Linked DNA regions of Homo sapiens: region 2 is linked to region 1. Evidence: chromatin contacts called from ENCODE Hi-C or POLR2A ChIA-PET data. All regions are on one chromosome and are shown on one strand. Each heading gives the region's core, a stretch centred on a gene start or an enhancer-like site at or near the end of the contact. The rest is flanking DNA. Distances are from core to core; before and after follow the strand shown. Region 1 has its middle 140 kb from the start of ERVE-5. Region 2 has its middle 86 kb from the start of ERVE-5.

Region 1 (3,943 bases), core at 995-3,494:
AGCTGCTGTGCTGTGAGAAGCAGGTGCCCTTGGATGGCTTCTGCAAACTCCCCAGGTCCCAGTTTTCTCATTGGTGAAGAAACCAGAATGGGCAGACCAATAGCCTTACAGGCTTGCTCAGTGGCTATCCTGACAAAACAAAAGACCAAAACACAGGTTAGGAGGTGTTACCTAAAATGTACAGGAGGCCATTGATTTGGGCGGAGTTCCTGGCTGTGCATCTGGCCTGCGGTCACCCAGTACTCCGGGCTCTGACACACAGGCGGCAGCTCCTCCCTATGAAAGTGCCACCCAGGTTGGACATGTTTTTAAAAGCTGATCGTTAATGAGCTGGAAAGGAAAGGAATAGAAGCCATTATGATCACTCTAAGAAAGCATCTCTGATTCATGGATCATTTACTATTGATTATTGAAACCAATGCCATCGTGCACGCCCTGTGGCTGGTTTTAAAACCTCTATATCGTGGAGTTTGGGATTTATTTGGAAGCACTATAATAAGCAGCACATGACAATTACTTCCCTCAGTATTCCCTGTAATCAAGATAAATTATCCTGCTATTGATGTAAATGGGATATGAAAATCTATAGAGTCCTCCTGAGGAGAATAAACCCTACATTATGCTCACCTCATTTAACAGCAAAACCATTTTGGGGTCAATCAAAAATACATTCCCCCAAACTTTTATTGCCATCCATCCTTAGTCACCTCCAGAAACAATTAGCAAACAATACCAGTGAGGAAGCACTCAGCCTAGGGGCGCCTGTACTGCTGTTATTATATTCGCCTTATAGAGCCTCCATGTCCACAGACCTAGGGCATCCTTTGACACTCACAGGTGTCTTATCATAAATGTATTTACATAGGACACATATGTATTTAAAATTTGTTTTCCCCATTGCTAAACAACCTCTTATGAAAATTCAAAGTACGATTAATTATATATGAATTTTTTTATAAACAACAAATGGCCAGGCACAGTGGCTCACACCTCTAATCCCAGCACTTTGAGAGGCTGAGGCAGGTGGATCACCTGAGGTCAGGAGTTTGAGACCAGCCTGGCCAACATGGTGAAACCTCGTCTCTACTAAAAATACAAAGATTAACCAGGCATGATGGCTCATGCCTGTAGTCCCAGCTACTTGGGAGGCTGAGGCAGGAAGAATCGCTTGAACCTGGGAGGTGGAGGATGCAGTGAGATGAGGTTGTGCTATTGCACTCCAGCCTGGGTGACAGAGAGAGACTCCATCTCAAAAAAATAAAAATAAAAATATATAAACTCAATTTGCATTACTTCTCCTTCTCTGATTTTTGTCTCTTCTTTTCCATCAAGTGCTTGCCTTTTGAGCCAGCTTTCTGTGGCTGCTTTTCTTCTGCCAGAAAAGGTGCTGCCCTGAGCAGCTCTGTACTCTCTCTTTCTTTGATTTTCTCTGTTTTTCCTGTCCCTGAAACCCCATACTTTATTCATTCAGTGGGGATGCCACAGCCTTCTTTCCTAGGAATTCCTTTCAGTGCAGAACGCTTCTGGCAGTCTCAACTTCTTTTACGCACCTAACCTCTCTTTCTGAATTTGTTATTTAATATATTGTCCTTTTATTCAGCATCTTTACTATAAAACCTTCTTCTTTATAGCAAGACAAGCATAAAATCCTCTCTAAGCCATGTCTTTTCAAGCTATTTTATCTCAGTCTTAATTCTCCTAATCTCACCTGTTTAAATGAGGAGAGAGAAAAAGGAAGAGGAGGAGGAGGAAGATGAAGAGAAGGAGGGGAGAAGGAGGGGAGAAGGAGGAGAAAGACTCACAGTGACAATGATTTGACTATCACTGGATGTTAGGATTATGAGTGATTTATTTTACGGTCTTTATTTTTTCAGCATTTTGCAGACTGTCTGCAATGAACATGTACACTTTATTCCAGTTGCCCTAAAAAGCTGAGCCTACGACAAAAGCTTACAGGCTAAAGCTTTGTTGGAGGTGCAATCCCAAAGAAAGAAGCAGGAATGAGGAAGAAAGAGGGGCAGAGAAAAAGCAAAAACAAATACTGAGCAGTGCAATTCCAAGCCGGTCACAGTCTCACAACAAAACATAGCTGACTGCTCAGTCACTTAGGACCTCACCAGAGAGGCCACAAGGAGCTGTGAGCCACAGTCAGCCAAGGAGGGTCAGGAGGCACTGGCTGTCTCAGCCTCTCCTGGGCAAAGTCTGCACTGACTCCCCACACTGGCAGACCACGTGGCTCCACAGGAAAAGCCGGGCTGCAGGGGACCTGACCCAGCCATGCCCAGGTGCACCGTTCCTCCTGTCACTTAGCACCACACGTGGGGGCTCTTGGTCTGCAGAGCTGGTGGCAGCAGCGGAGGCAGTCAGGGCTCCTGGAACACAGACAGCTGAGCTATTGCTAGAGCTGCTCTGGCTGGAGGCAAGGCAAGTCTGCTGATCAAATGCTTTTATAGCTAAGAAAATAAGAATAGCTTGTTTTAAAATATTAGATTCCATTATAAAGTCTTGATCCTTTTAGCCTCAGCTTGCTGTAGGCTCATTCAAACCTTTTTATATCCCAGATCTACACTGGACACAGTCCTTTAAGACAGAGTCATAAACCACAAAGCCCACGGGGCCAGGCCAGGAACACGCACAGGAAAGTGAGCTGAGTGGAGGCTGCGGAAGTGCCGGCTGGGTGGAGGCGGAGCGCACACACCTCTAAGTCACGACTGCCTGGCTTCGGCCCACGGCTGTTACACCTTTTGACTTTGTTCCAAAATATTTTAAAATTGAAATTCACGACTTCTCTAAACGTGAGAAATCTCATTTTTCACTGTTGACAAGTGGACTTTTTTTCCCCAATATTTTGAGCTAAACAAAACATGTCAGCTCTCCACAGACAGTTTTTATTTGTCCACAAGCTTGTGACGTCTGCTAATAAAAAGACTATGGAAAACACTTCATTTTCCCAACCTCTGCATTGCCTCACATGATAGCTCATGTTTTCATGAAGGTTCCATGTGTAAGACACTGAGTGTTACACATGGAGTTCCTCATGTCGTTTTGGAGCAGCACTGTTACATAGGTAATATTATTAGTCCCATTTTATAGATGAGAAAACTGAGCCTCTGGAAGCTTAAGCATCTTGCTCAAGATCATTCGGATGGTGCATCGCTGGTGTGGACTTTGCACACCTTCAGGGGCCAGGCCTCCGTTGACTTTTCCACTGAAGATGTGCCCACACGTGTTAACCTCTCTGAAACTCACAACCCTGTCTAATTGCAGGCTGCTTGGCTATCACTATTCCGCCGATAAGGAACTTGAGACTCAGGGATGTAAAGTGACCCTCCAGAGGTTCCAAGCGTAAGAGGGGAGGCAGAATTCAAAGGCAGGCATGTGTGACTCCAGGCCCAGGAAGCCCCAGCCTGGGGATCCCCAGCCTGCTGAATTCACAGAGCTTCAGAGCGGTCCTGGGTGCTGGAGGCAGAACAGATGGAGATGGGCCCAGTACTCATGCTGGAGAAAGTCCTCTGGACACAACTTGCCAGTCTCATGCAGGTTTCCCTGGGGCACTCACTAAAAACAAGATTGGTTCTTCTGACATACCCTGAAGGTAGCCACTGCCAGGCAGCCTTCCCCAACTTATTTCCCCAGTGGCTTCATTTCCCAGCTTCCACACCCACCACTAACAGCCTTCCCCTCTGAGAACTAGACTCACTGAAAGCGCGGACTGCGTTTTAAGTGGCTGTGACTCCCCAGGGCTCATTTTACCTAACAAAGGAAGAGATAATCTGTGACACTGTGATATAATAAGAAATAGACATATATACATATATTTTTTAACCCCATGCCTCTTGCTTCTGGCACAGAGCTCTTAAGACCTTTGTAATTTCCTGAGCCATTGACTATCTAACACAGAGCTCCTAAATCCCTTGGAATTTCCTAGGTAACAGGAGTCTCT
Region 2 (3,943 bases), core at 724-3,223, 52 kb after region 1:
TGGGAGGCCAAGGCGGGTGGATCACAAGGTCAGCAGTTTGAGACCAGCCTGACCAACATGGTGAAACCCCATCTCTACTAAAAATACAAAAAAATTAGCTGGGCGTGGTGGCGGGCACCTGTAGTCCCAGCTACTCGGGAGGCTGAGGCAGGAAGAATGGCGTGAACCCCAGAGGTGGAGCTTGCAGTGAGCTGAGATTGCACCACCGCACTCCAGCCTGGGCAACAGAGCGAGACTCCGTCTCAGAGAAAAAAAAAAAAAAGGAAAAACAACCCTGGCATTTGTCAGCATGCATGCTGTTGAAAGCTGTGGGATTAGATGAGGTGATAAGGTGCAATTGTGTAGGCAGGGCCCAGGACAAAGCTGCAGTGTTTTAAGGTCTGGAGAAGAAAATCCAGCAAAGGGGACTGAGGGATGGCAGGAGCGAGGAGGAAGAGAATCAGTCAGAAATAATGTCACTTTGGGAGGCAAGGCGGGCAGATCACCTGAAGTCAGGAGTTTGAGACCAGCCTCGCCAACATGATGAAACCCCATCTCTACTAAAAATACAAAAATTAGCCAGGTGTGGTGGCAGGTGCCTATAATCCCAGCTACTCGTGAGGCTGAGGTGGGAGAATCACTTGAACCTGGGAGGCGGAGGTTGCAGCGAGCCAAGTTTGCACCATTGCACTCCAGCCTGGGCGACAGAGTGAGACTCCATCTCAAAAAAAGAGAGGAAAAAAAAAGGTCAAAAGAGCAGCACTTTTCAGAAGGAAAACATGGACAACTGTGCCATGCTGATGAGAGATCAAACAAGATGAAGTCCTAAATGGTTCACTGGAAGCAGCAACGTGGAAGCCCCTGGTGACTTTGACATGAGCAGTTTCACTGGAGTGTGGCAGACAGAATCTGACTGAGGAGCTGGGGGTCAGGGCGGGAGGGGGTGCTCAGCAGGCAAGGGTGTCACATTTGTTAATGAAGACGGTGTCACATTTGTTAATGAAGATGTTCTCTCCTTTGAATGAGATGATGCATTTAGTGTGTAACAGTGTCCGGCTCACAGTCGGGCCTTGCTAACACTTTGCTTTCACTCACTTCCTTATCTTTCATTCACTGACCAGAAAGGTTAATGGTGGCTGTTCCTCTTTTGAAAAGCGGATTGGGAACACCAGCATAGCTATTTTGACACTGGGATTTCTGTTAGAAAAGTAGATGTGACTTATTCCCTTTGGGTGGAACTCCTTTTCTAGAAAGGGAGGCAACACACATGTTGGGTAAATCTCAGTTTCTAGAGTCAGGCTGCCATAAGTTAAATCTCAGTTCCGCCCCCGAGACATGTAGCTATGGGGATTTTACATGAACTCCCGAGTCTCAGTTTTCTCACCATCAACCATTCATCAGAATAGTGCCTACCTCACCAATGCACACCTTAAGCACCTGGCGCCTCTGTTAGCTACCATTTAAGTTGAGAATTTCCCTGTGAGGTTTTTTCAGAGGAGGTTCCTTCTACAATAAACCACCAAGTACTTGGTCCCCTTTTGCAGAAATCCATCCACACCATGTGTAAACACAGGGGCTGGGAACTTGCATGGTAAACCAGGTCAGCCAAACACGGATTAACAATGCCAGGCCCATTTCACCTGCAAAGTATCAGCGACTCTTCAATCGGCAGGTCCCCAGCTGCCTTGCAGCACAGCCAGGGCCTAGCATAGCGCTGCCTCCTTCCCTTTCACTTGTCCTCAGGAATCCCCGGAGATCCAGGGTGAGGCTCCTTTAGTCTAATGAGAAGGAGGCATTCTGACTTTTTAGGTTATTTTCTCTTCCCAGCCCCTGGCAGATGGAAAAAGAAAACAAAACAAAACAAAACAAAAAAACAAACAAAAAAAACCCCGCCACAATAATTGCTGCTTGCATGAATGACCTCAATACGGGAAGAGTGCTGAGCGCCTAAGTCCTTGCACTGCTGCCAGGCCTGGCGTCATCATGATTAACACAGCAATCACCGGCCAGGGAGCCGGGCCGCTCTGCCTACCAGACACCCTGACTGGGTGACTTACGGCTTTATATTTTTAAATTGGCCTCTCTAGCACCGTCTGATAAATCAACACACAAGTCATTAAATGGTTCATTATCCCAGTAATATGATTCATTCTTTGTGCCAAGAAATGCAGGAGATGTCAGGAAACTTAAAAATATCTCATTTGAAGCCATGAGTGCCCATCTACATAACAGATTAACTGGATGAGAGAGAGTGGTTGGACATGGAGGTCAAAGAGAAGACTCAGCAGGTGGTGGTCTTACCTGCAGCAGTCCTTTACCTCCTGCTGAAAAATGTAAGTCACACTCTCACTAGGCAGGCTCTGTGCTGGCCACACTTTCTCCCTCATAGGCTCAGAAGGCGGTCATGCTGGCTGCAGGCACCTGCTAGAGAATTCACAGCCGAGGGCACTCAGCTAGGGTCATTCCTATAGGAAGAACACCAAGTCCAGAAGATGACGGGGCCATGTGCTATGGAAGAAAGAGCACTCGGTCCCAGTTCTGCCACCAGGTCTGAAACTCTGGGTACATTGCTTGAAATGAAATCACAATACTTTGTTGTCATCATCTGTCAAACAAGAAAGTCATTCTCCACATTTTTTCAAGTTCTTTCTAGCTCTAAGATTCTATGACTCTAGTGTGTTGGAGGAGAAGAGAGGAAGGCAGAGTTGAGAGCTTGGTCAGAGCTGAGTTCCAATGTATCTGATATGTGGATTATGTAGGAGACTCTTCCACCAAATCTACATACACTATTTTGCATGAAGGTTGCTAATTTATGTTGATTGTGTCAGTGATGGCTCCTTTAGTAGAAAGAAGAAAAAAAATCTAAATGAAACTGGCTTAAGCACTAAGGACATTTATTTGTTTGTGTATTCTGCAACCTCTGAATGTTTGCTTTGGTCTCCATTACAACACCTGGGACTAGAAGAGTCCCTAGACTCATGGAACTTAATTCTAGTTGGGGAAATAGATAATAAACAAAACATATGTAACTATATTATCTAATGTCAGGTAATGACAAATGCAATGAAGACAAACAAACAGGACAGGTGAATAGAGAGATCCTTTTTTACACAGAATGGTGATGGAAGGTCTCTTTAAGGCAATTAATAGCTGATACAATGTTGGTAAATAAAGGTATGACAAGAAGACTATGAGACCTTCAGAGAAGATTCCTGCCAGGAAGCACGACTACCAAGAGCACAGATATGTGGTTAAGCATACCAGGCGAACCCAGTGAACTAGATTTCTGTGGAGGATGGAAGGAACCAGCATGGTCCACCCTGTTGGGGAGCTCAGAATGGAGCTGACAGTGTTGGCTGAGAAGTTTGGAAGGGTTCCTATGACAGGGCCACATGTTGCTGTAACCAAGAGCTCAGCATCTGCCAAGGACTCAAGTGAATCTTCAGGCAGATTTCTACAGCCCCCACTTGCTCAGCTCCCTCTTCTCCAGTGGCCTCCCTCACAAACTCCAACAGTCCACAACCCTGATCTCTAAATACTCGGCTTAGTGAGATCAATGCTTTTGTTGAGTTTCTACCTCTCTGCATTTCAGAAAAAAACCCCAAAAAAACAAACAAAAAAAACGGCCCAAGAAAGAAAGCTGGGACCCCCTTTTTAGAGGCACGTGAACCAGAACAACTCCATCTTGAATAGGAGCTGGGTAAAATAAGGCTGAAACCTACTGGGCTTCATTCCCAGATGGTTACGGCATTCTAAGTCACAGGATGAGATAAGAGGTCGGCACAAGATACAGGTAATAAAGACCTTGCTGATAAAACAGGTTTCAGTAAGGAAGCCGGCTAAATCCTCCCAAAACCAAGATGGCCACAAGAGTGACTCTGGCCATCCTCACTGCTACACTCCCACCAGCAACATGACAGTTTACAAATACCATGGCAACGTTGGGAAGTTACCTTATATGGTC

The links. A loop is a pair of places that touch in the nucleus more often than their neighbours do. ChIA-PET counts read pairs that join two places held with the same protein, here RNA polymerase II (POLR2A). Pooled maps may share reads with other maps.
Region 2: a map of psoas muscle shows a loop between it and region 1 (5-fold over the local background). The contact joins two enhancer-like sites. A Hi-C loop is called at or near these places in 1 of 168 maps with a recorded cell type or tissue (psoas muscle) and 2 of 50 pooled maps. POLR2A ChIA-PET finds 5 or more read pairs at or near these places in 2 of 52 experiments (GM12878 and H1).

The regions. Positions count from the first base shown.
Region 1 is chr19:28,466,652-28,470,594 of GRCh38, forward strand. It overlaps the pseudogene LOC100420587. Among named protein-coding and RNA genes, the nearest start is that of ERVE-5, 140 kb to the right of the region's middle. Within about 2 kb of position 2,245, at least 7 of the 41 ENCODE cell types and tissues checked have a DNase peak (open chromatin) inside an H3K27ac peak, as active enhancers do.
Region 2 is chr19:28,518,463-28,522,405 of GRCh38, forward strand. It overlaps the pseudogene LOC100420587. Among named protein-coding and RNA genes, the nearest start is that of ERVE-5, 86 kb to the right of the region's middle. Within about 2 kb of position 1,974, at least 4 of the 41 ENCODE cell types and tissues checked have a DNase peak (open chromatin) inside an H3K27ac peak, as active enhancers do.